Regions from separate parts of the Homo sapiens genome. Here region 1 is linked to region 2. Evidence: chromatin contacts called from ENCODE Hi-C data. All regions are on one chromosome and are shown on one strand. The core of a region is the stretch at or near the end of the contact, and the rest is flanking DNA. Distances in the headings are between cores, read along the strand shown.

The links. Hi-C counts contacts between places; a loop is a spot of excess contacts on that map. Pooled maps may share reads with other maps.
Region 1: a loop to region 2 is called in a map of CD8-positive, alpha-beta T cell, with 10 times the contacts of the local background. The contact joins the promoter of RELCH here to the promoter of LMAN1 in region 2. A Hi-C loop is called at or near these places in 4 of 168 maps with a recorded cell type or tissue (CD4-positive, alpha-beta memory T cell, CD8-positive, alpha-beta T cell and naive thymus-derived CD4-positive, alpha-beta T cell) and 13 of 50 pooled maps.

The regions. Positions count from the first base shown.
Region 1 is chr18:62,185,501-62,188,765 of GRCh38, reverse strand. It overlaps RELCH (RAB11 binding and LisH domain, coiled-coil and HEAT repeat containing), which reads right to left and starts at 1,511. Exons shown (of 29, transcript NM_001346231.2): 1 at 735-1,511. The coding sequence starts at 1,260. It overlaps PIGN (phosphatidylinositol glycan anchor biosynthesis class N), which reads left to right and starts at 1,710. Exons shown (of 31, transcript NM_176787.5): 1 at 1,710-1,922. RefSeq lists silencers at 826-1,045, 1,996-2,208 and an enhancer at 1,196-1,405.
Region 2 is chr18:59,357,862-59,360,717 of GRCh38, reverse strand. LMAN1 (lectin, mannose binding 1) reads left to right here and starts at 1,453. Exons shown (of 13, transcript NM_005570.4): 1 at 1,453-1,687. The coding sequence starts at 1,474. RefSeq lists a silencer at 1,169-1,468 and enhancers at 1,499-1,688, 1,879-1,928, 1,939-2,038.

The DNA.
Region 1 (3,265 bases), core at 262-2,761, 2.8 Mb before region 2:
CTCTATGCTGCTAAAAATCATTCCAAGGTAAAAAGGTCAATTCCTATCTAATGCAAAGAGAAAAGCCTGCAAGGTGGTGGGATGGTGAGACAGACTGCTGGTAGAACCTGTCTGCCTTGCTCCTTGGATTTCCTGTAATTTTGGACATTACTTAAATTAAGGCATTGAAACTGAATTACATCAACTTTATCTCAACAGAACAAATTTTGTGCAGCAGAAAACCCAATTTTGGCGGTGAAAAAGTCGTCCCAAAGACAAAGGGTCTTAAGTACATCTGACTTTTCGGAGACAGCAGCAGTGTGTCCTATTCTTTCTCTCCTGGCTCAGACTCAAAGAACTACTGCAGGCAATTCAGGTAACACTATTTCCTGGTAGTGTGATTCAGGTAACTGGAGAAAAAGGAAAATGCTTAAAGCAATAAACTAGTATAAAAGGGAACCTTCTGGAGTCCCGTAATAGCCAGTGAACTAGAAACTCTTGATATTTTATAGATACTGACACCAGTAGGGGAGCCAGGAGCCAAGTGCAACACCAGCCAAGGGTTGGAAGCAGGCAGAGAGAACAGTCATTGCCTGATCCTCTTGCTTCCACCGCAAAAGAGCGCCCCCACCCCAATACTCTCGTTCCTTAAAATGTCCCTATCGGGACCCACGCAGAAATACCCCCTCTCCCCTACAGTAACTCCGTACAATCCCAAATACCCTGCCGGAGTGTGACAGGCTGCGTCCACTTACTGAGCTGTCCCCCGCCCGACGCTGTACTCGGTTCCCGACCTCCAGCGCCCCCAACGCCGGCTGCTCCAGGGACCCCTGGCGCCCCCATCCCCGGCGGGGTTCCACTTTGCCTCTCGAAGTTGCCTGGATTGGAGAAGTAGTCGCGCAGCCGAGGCAGCTCCCGGCCACTCTCTAACAGCTCGGTATGCAGCTCCAGGGCGGTCAGCAAGTATTGATCGCGCAACAGCTGAGCAGCGATCGCATCAATTGATAATCGGGCCGGGGTCTCCCCGGTGCCCCCCAGGGCCACTGCAGCCGCCGACGCCTCCCCAGGGAGCCCTGGCCGCGCACTGCTTCCTAAGGCCACGGGATCCTGTGGCGACAGCGAGCCCGCAGAGCCAGGATCTAGGCCACTTCCGGCGCCCAGCCGAAGTACTGCCCGCCGTTCCTCTGTTGCAGCTACCTCGTCATCGTCCTCATCCGAATCACTGAGAAATGGATTCACGCCGCCACCACTGCCACTACCTCCAGGCGCCATCGCCGCCATCTTATCCTGTCAGGAGTGTGGGCGCCTCCCTGACTGGTTCCGACGGGCCGCAGCCCGAATCCTCTAGGCCTCAGGGGACACAGCGCACCTCCACAGCCCCGGCCTGACCACGTCCTGCCTCCCGACTTAGAGACAAGGAGTACGCTCCAAGGCAGGAGATCCGGATGCAGCTGCACCTGATGCCTCAGCCTCTGCTGCACCAGCAGCCCGGCTCTGCAGGCGTCTTCCTGGTCTCCAGTCTCGCGAGAACTGGAGCGTGCCCCTGCCCCTCTCCCCGATCTAGCCCCGCCCCAGCCCCGCCCCAGCCCACTTCAGCTCCGCCCATTCCCAGCGCCAGATAGCAAAGATTGAAGGCCCCGCTCTCCGCTCAAAAGCAAAACTCCACCCACGACTCCTCCATGATTGGTCAGAGAAGGAAGGCGTGGAGCGGACTGACGGGAGACTGGCCCGAGAATTATCGCGATAGCAGCAGCGGCCGGGCAGGTATTGGGGGCGTTCCGGAATTGAGGGGTGGTTGTAGTGGTGGCTTAGGAATACCCTCCCGGCTATCGCTTCAGTGGGTAGAGGGGACCACTGCCCGAGAGCTTTAATGGAGCTGGGTCCTGCCTTCGCGCTGAGGAGCCCTCGTTTTCGAGATCAGGCCTGACCGGGATAAGCTCCAGGTAAAGTTCAGGGACCAGTGCGCGGAGGGTGTCGGCGCCCAAACTGTGGTGTCGCGCCCGCGGACGCGCTGTTTCCCTACTGCGCTGCACTTTTTCTCGCTATTTGCTGCCAGTGGTGACATTTTGTCCCCATGGATAGCAAGTGCCCAGGCCTGTAGTCGGAATGTGACTTCCTTTCTTTTCCCTTCTCTGCCACATGCTTGCACACTCGGGAGGCCTAGCGACAGCACGACTTCTCAGCCCCGGAGGTGGTCCTGCCTGTGGGTGGGGACGGGGGCTGGAGAGACTAAACGGAAAAGGGAACGCTGAGGTTGGCATTTGCCTGGATCTGGGAACATCGTCGAGTTGGAAAACAAATTGTTAGGTACTCAATAAACGCTTAGGATTTAATACACGATTTACACAACAGGGACCCTTCAGAATATCTAATGCTGTCTCACCAGTAGACAGATAAGTAAACTTAAGCCAAGAGTGGTTGTTATAAAATCAGCTCCACGCCGGGCGCGGTGGCTCACGCCTGTAATCCCAGCACTTTGGGAGGCCGAGCCGGGCGGATCACGAGGTCGGGAGTTCGAGACCAGCCTGACCAACATGGTGAAACCCCTTCTCTACTAAAAACACAAAAATTAGTTGGGCGTGGTGGCGCAAGCCTGCAATCCCAGCTACTCAGGAGGCTGAGGCAGGAGAATCGCTTGAACCCCGGAGGCGAAGATTGCAGTGAGCCGAGGTCGCGCCACTGCACTCCAGCCTGGGCGACAGAACGAGACTCCGTCTCAAAAAAAAAAAAAAAAAAAAAAAAAAATCAATTCCGCTAATAAGGAGTCAAAGGAATTAACATCATTTCTCTTATGTCCCAAACGATTCTTTATCCACTGTCTCCTGCAACATTTCTGACTCGTTCATGCAGGCTAGAATCAAGGTTTTGGAACTTAGAACTATTTTAAAAGTTGAATGCTTCAGAGAGTTTTGATTTTTTTGATGAAATGTTAGCATATAAAGTACATATCCTAAGTTTAGAAGATCAACGTTTATCTTTTATGTCATTCCTTGATTATGATCTGAAAAGGTAAAGGAATTTCCAGTCAATACAATTAGACTGCTATTTCTTATGGCTCCTATTTTTTTCACACACAAATGACCACTTTTCCAGGCTTTAGATTTCCTTTCTTAGTGTACAGGTAAGTGACATATTACATTCAGTGTGTAGTAAACATTCCACAGTAAAGTATCTCCCGTTAGCTCCATGGAAAAATTAAAATAGACGATTCTTACATAACCTTAGGTCAGGTTATTGGTTTACATGTAAAAGTATGCCAACAGTTAAGAGTAGGCTTTAATTTCAA
Region 2 (2,856 bases), core at 204-2,703:
TCAATAAGTTAACATATGTTGAAGGCTTAGTGCAGTTACACACAGAAAGCACTCAGTAAGTGTTTGCCATTTTTATAACATTAATGTTTGTTTAACAAATATTTATGGAATCTTCACTCTGTGCAAGGCATAGAGCTGGTTGCCAGAGCAATGAGAGAACCAAAGAAAATAAAATGATTAAATCCTATGGGTTGAAAACCATGGAGAGTCCAGGGCAATGACGCACATACACCATACAGTGGATAAATGTTTGTTACTGCTGCTGCTGAGATAGCAGTAAGTATGGTACTTTCATTTAAATTACATCTCGAGACTAGCAGGCGGAAAGCCTTAAATCCATATTCAACTTGAAGGTTTTATTTGAGCACTAGAAAGAGATTTAACAGTAATGGCCCATGAATCCGAAGATGGGATTCAACTTCCAAAACTGGGAAGTTAATGAAAAATAAGTTTAAGTAATGCGGGTATTGAGTCCCTAGGGCTAGTGTGGCGTTCATGTAGCCCACACGAACAGAGCTAATAAAAAGCCATGTGTAAAAACAATATAAATCATACTGCTGTTTCTTGGACTTGAAAAACTCATCATGACACATTTTTGAAAAAACAAAACTTTGGATTACCATGAATATTTTGACGATATTTTTTCCTAAGCAAGGGAAAGAGGAGTCCCCTTTAAAATATAGAACGTATTCATTGAGTGGAAGACCGATCCTATATCAAATGTCCAGGTTCTACAGACGCCTGGGTCCATAGCACATTATCCCTCTCACCAAAACCAAACCAAACCAAAGTCAGTTTCATTTGAATGCACTCTTGCCATGGTTTCAAAATTTGGAAAGCTCTTGGAATTAAATTTTGAGATGTAAAGGCTGGCTGACAAATTCACAGAAACCCTCTTTCCGACACCAACTTATAAATCCTAAGGCATCCTACAACCCCGTGGGTGCTGGTTTCTAGTTTGCAACGCTCTAACATAGCTTGGTAGAGCTCAGTGGGCTGGGACCATAAGCATTCGGGATTGTGCCACTGAAAAACTGATGTCACATCAAAAGGAACACCTTTCTTCTAATATACTAAAAAGGTTTTGTACAGGCTGGGTCCAGAGGTCTTAGGGCTAGCCAATTCCTGCTCCCAGGTATTCTAAGAAGCCGGAGAAAGCTCCCTGCAGGTAAGGACCCATCGGCGCTTCCCGCACTCTGCCGCGCGGGAAGCGAAGGTTGGAGTCCTTTCCCCACCCCCGGAGGGTGGGCGGGGCCGAAGGACCGCACCGCCCCAGACCCGCCCCCTGCGCGTGGCCCCGCCCACAGCTGCTCCTGGCCGTGCGGCCGCGCGGAAAGCGGAGGCCGGGGGCGGGGCTCACCCCTTGCCCTTGGGGGTCCCCCGGGCTCTGCCAATCAGCGAGCGCCCTGTTGGCCATCCGCAGCCATCCGCGCCCCTCCCTCTCCCGCCCTCCTCCGCGTTCCAGAATCCAAGATGGCGGGATCCAGGCAAAGGGGTCTCCGGGCCAGAGTTCGGCCGCTGTTCTGCGCCTTGCTGCTGTCACTCGGTCGCTTCGTCCGGGGCGACGGCGTGGGAGGAGACCCCGCGGTCGCGTTGCCACATCGCCGTTTCGAGTACAAATACAGCTTCAAGGGGCCGCACCTGGTGCAGAGCGACGGGACCGTGCCCTTCTGGGCCCACGCGGGGAGTAAGCCGGAGCAGAGGGCTGGGGGCCGGGTTCCTCTCCCCCTTCTGCTGCCTCTTCGCCTTTCATCCGCGGCTACCCTGGTGTGCTGAGGTTCCCGTTCCAGCAGCTGCACACCATATGCGCTGTGGAGGGGACCCTCCTGGCAGCCCCTCCGCCGGGTCCCTCCTGGTTCGCACGGTTCCCTCCGCTTGTCCCCGAGTCTTTCCCTCACCCATTCTGTTCTCTCTCACCCGCCTGCTGTCTTCCCTTCTTTGATCTCGTCGGTACTTTCCGTTGGATCTAGAGGTGTTTGGTTACCTCCTACACTTCCTAGCACTCAAACTTGCTTCTAGGTATCATGTTTCACAACGCCACGTCTCTAGGAGAAATGTGCCCTACCCCCAGCCATCCCAACCTGAGACATGTTCTAGAAGCCCCCTTACTTCCTTTCCCGCTTCCACCCCCCACCCCCGATCCCCGATTTCTTTGCTCCGGTGTTAGCAATGGTTAATGCTTCGCTTGAACCCCATGCCCACTGACGGCTCCTGAGATGGCATATAGTAGTATTAGAGTAATTTTTTAAGTCTTTGTATGTCAGAAGACATTCTTATACTGTTGGAACTACACATTTTCCTCTCAGTGACTTGGTGTGGTCTTTGATCTTTTCTCTCGTAGTAACACATTATGTAACTTTTTAGGAGAAGGGATATATTTTTAGGGATTGATTGTTTCTGAACCTGAGACTAAGAATAGCATTACATTTTTAGCCCTTTAAAAAAATTGGAAGCATTGAAATAATCTTGGGTTCATATTTTATTCACTCTCTGTGTTTGGCACTTTTGTAGATAAGAGAGCCTTGCTAGAGCATTTACTTACGTGAAAGAAAACATATCTGCACTTTTTAGTGCTGATGTGTCACTGCTGACTAAGGAGTCAATCGTAGCACTTGGCATGACATAAGCTCTGTTCAGTGACCATCAGATATACCCGTTGAACAAGTGGCAAATGCCTTTATATGAGATGAGGAGCTCTGGCAGTTTGAATTCTATCTTTGTGTGTGATTAATCTTTTTTTTTTTTTTTTTTTTTACTATAAGGTTTAGGGTACATGTGCACAACGTGCAGGTTGGTTAGTATGTATACATTTGCCATGTTGGTGTGCTGCACCCATTAACTAGTCATTTAACATTA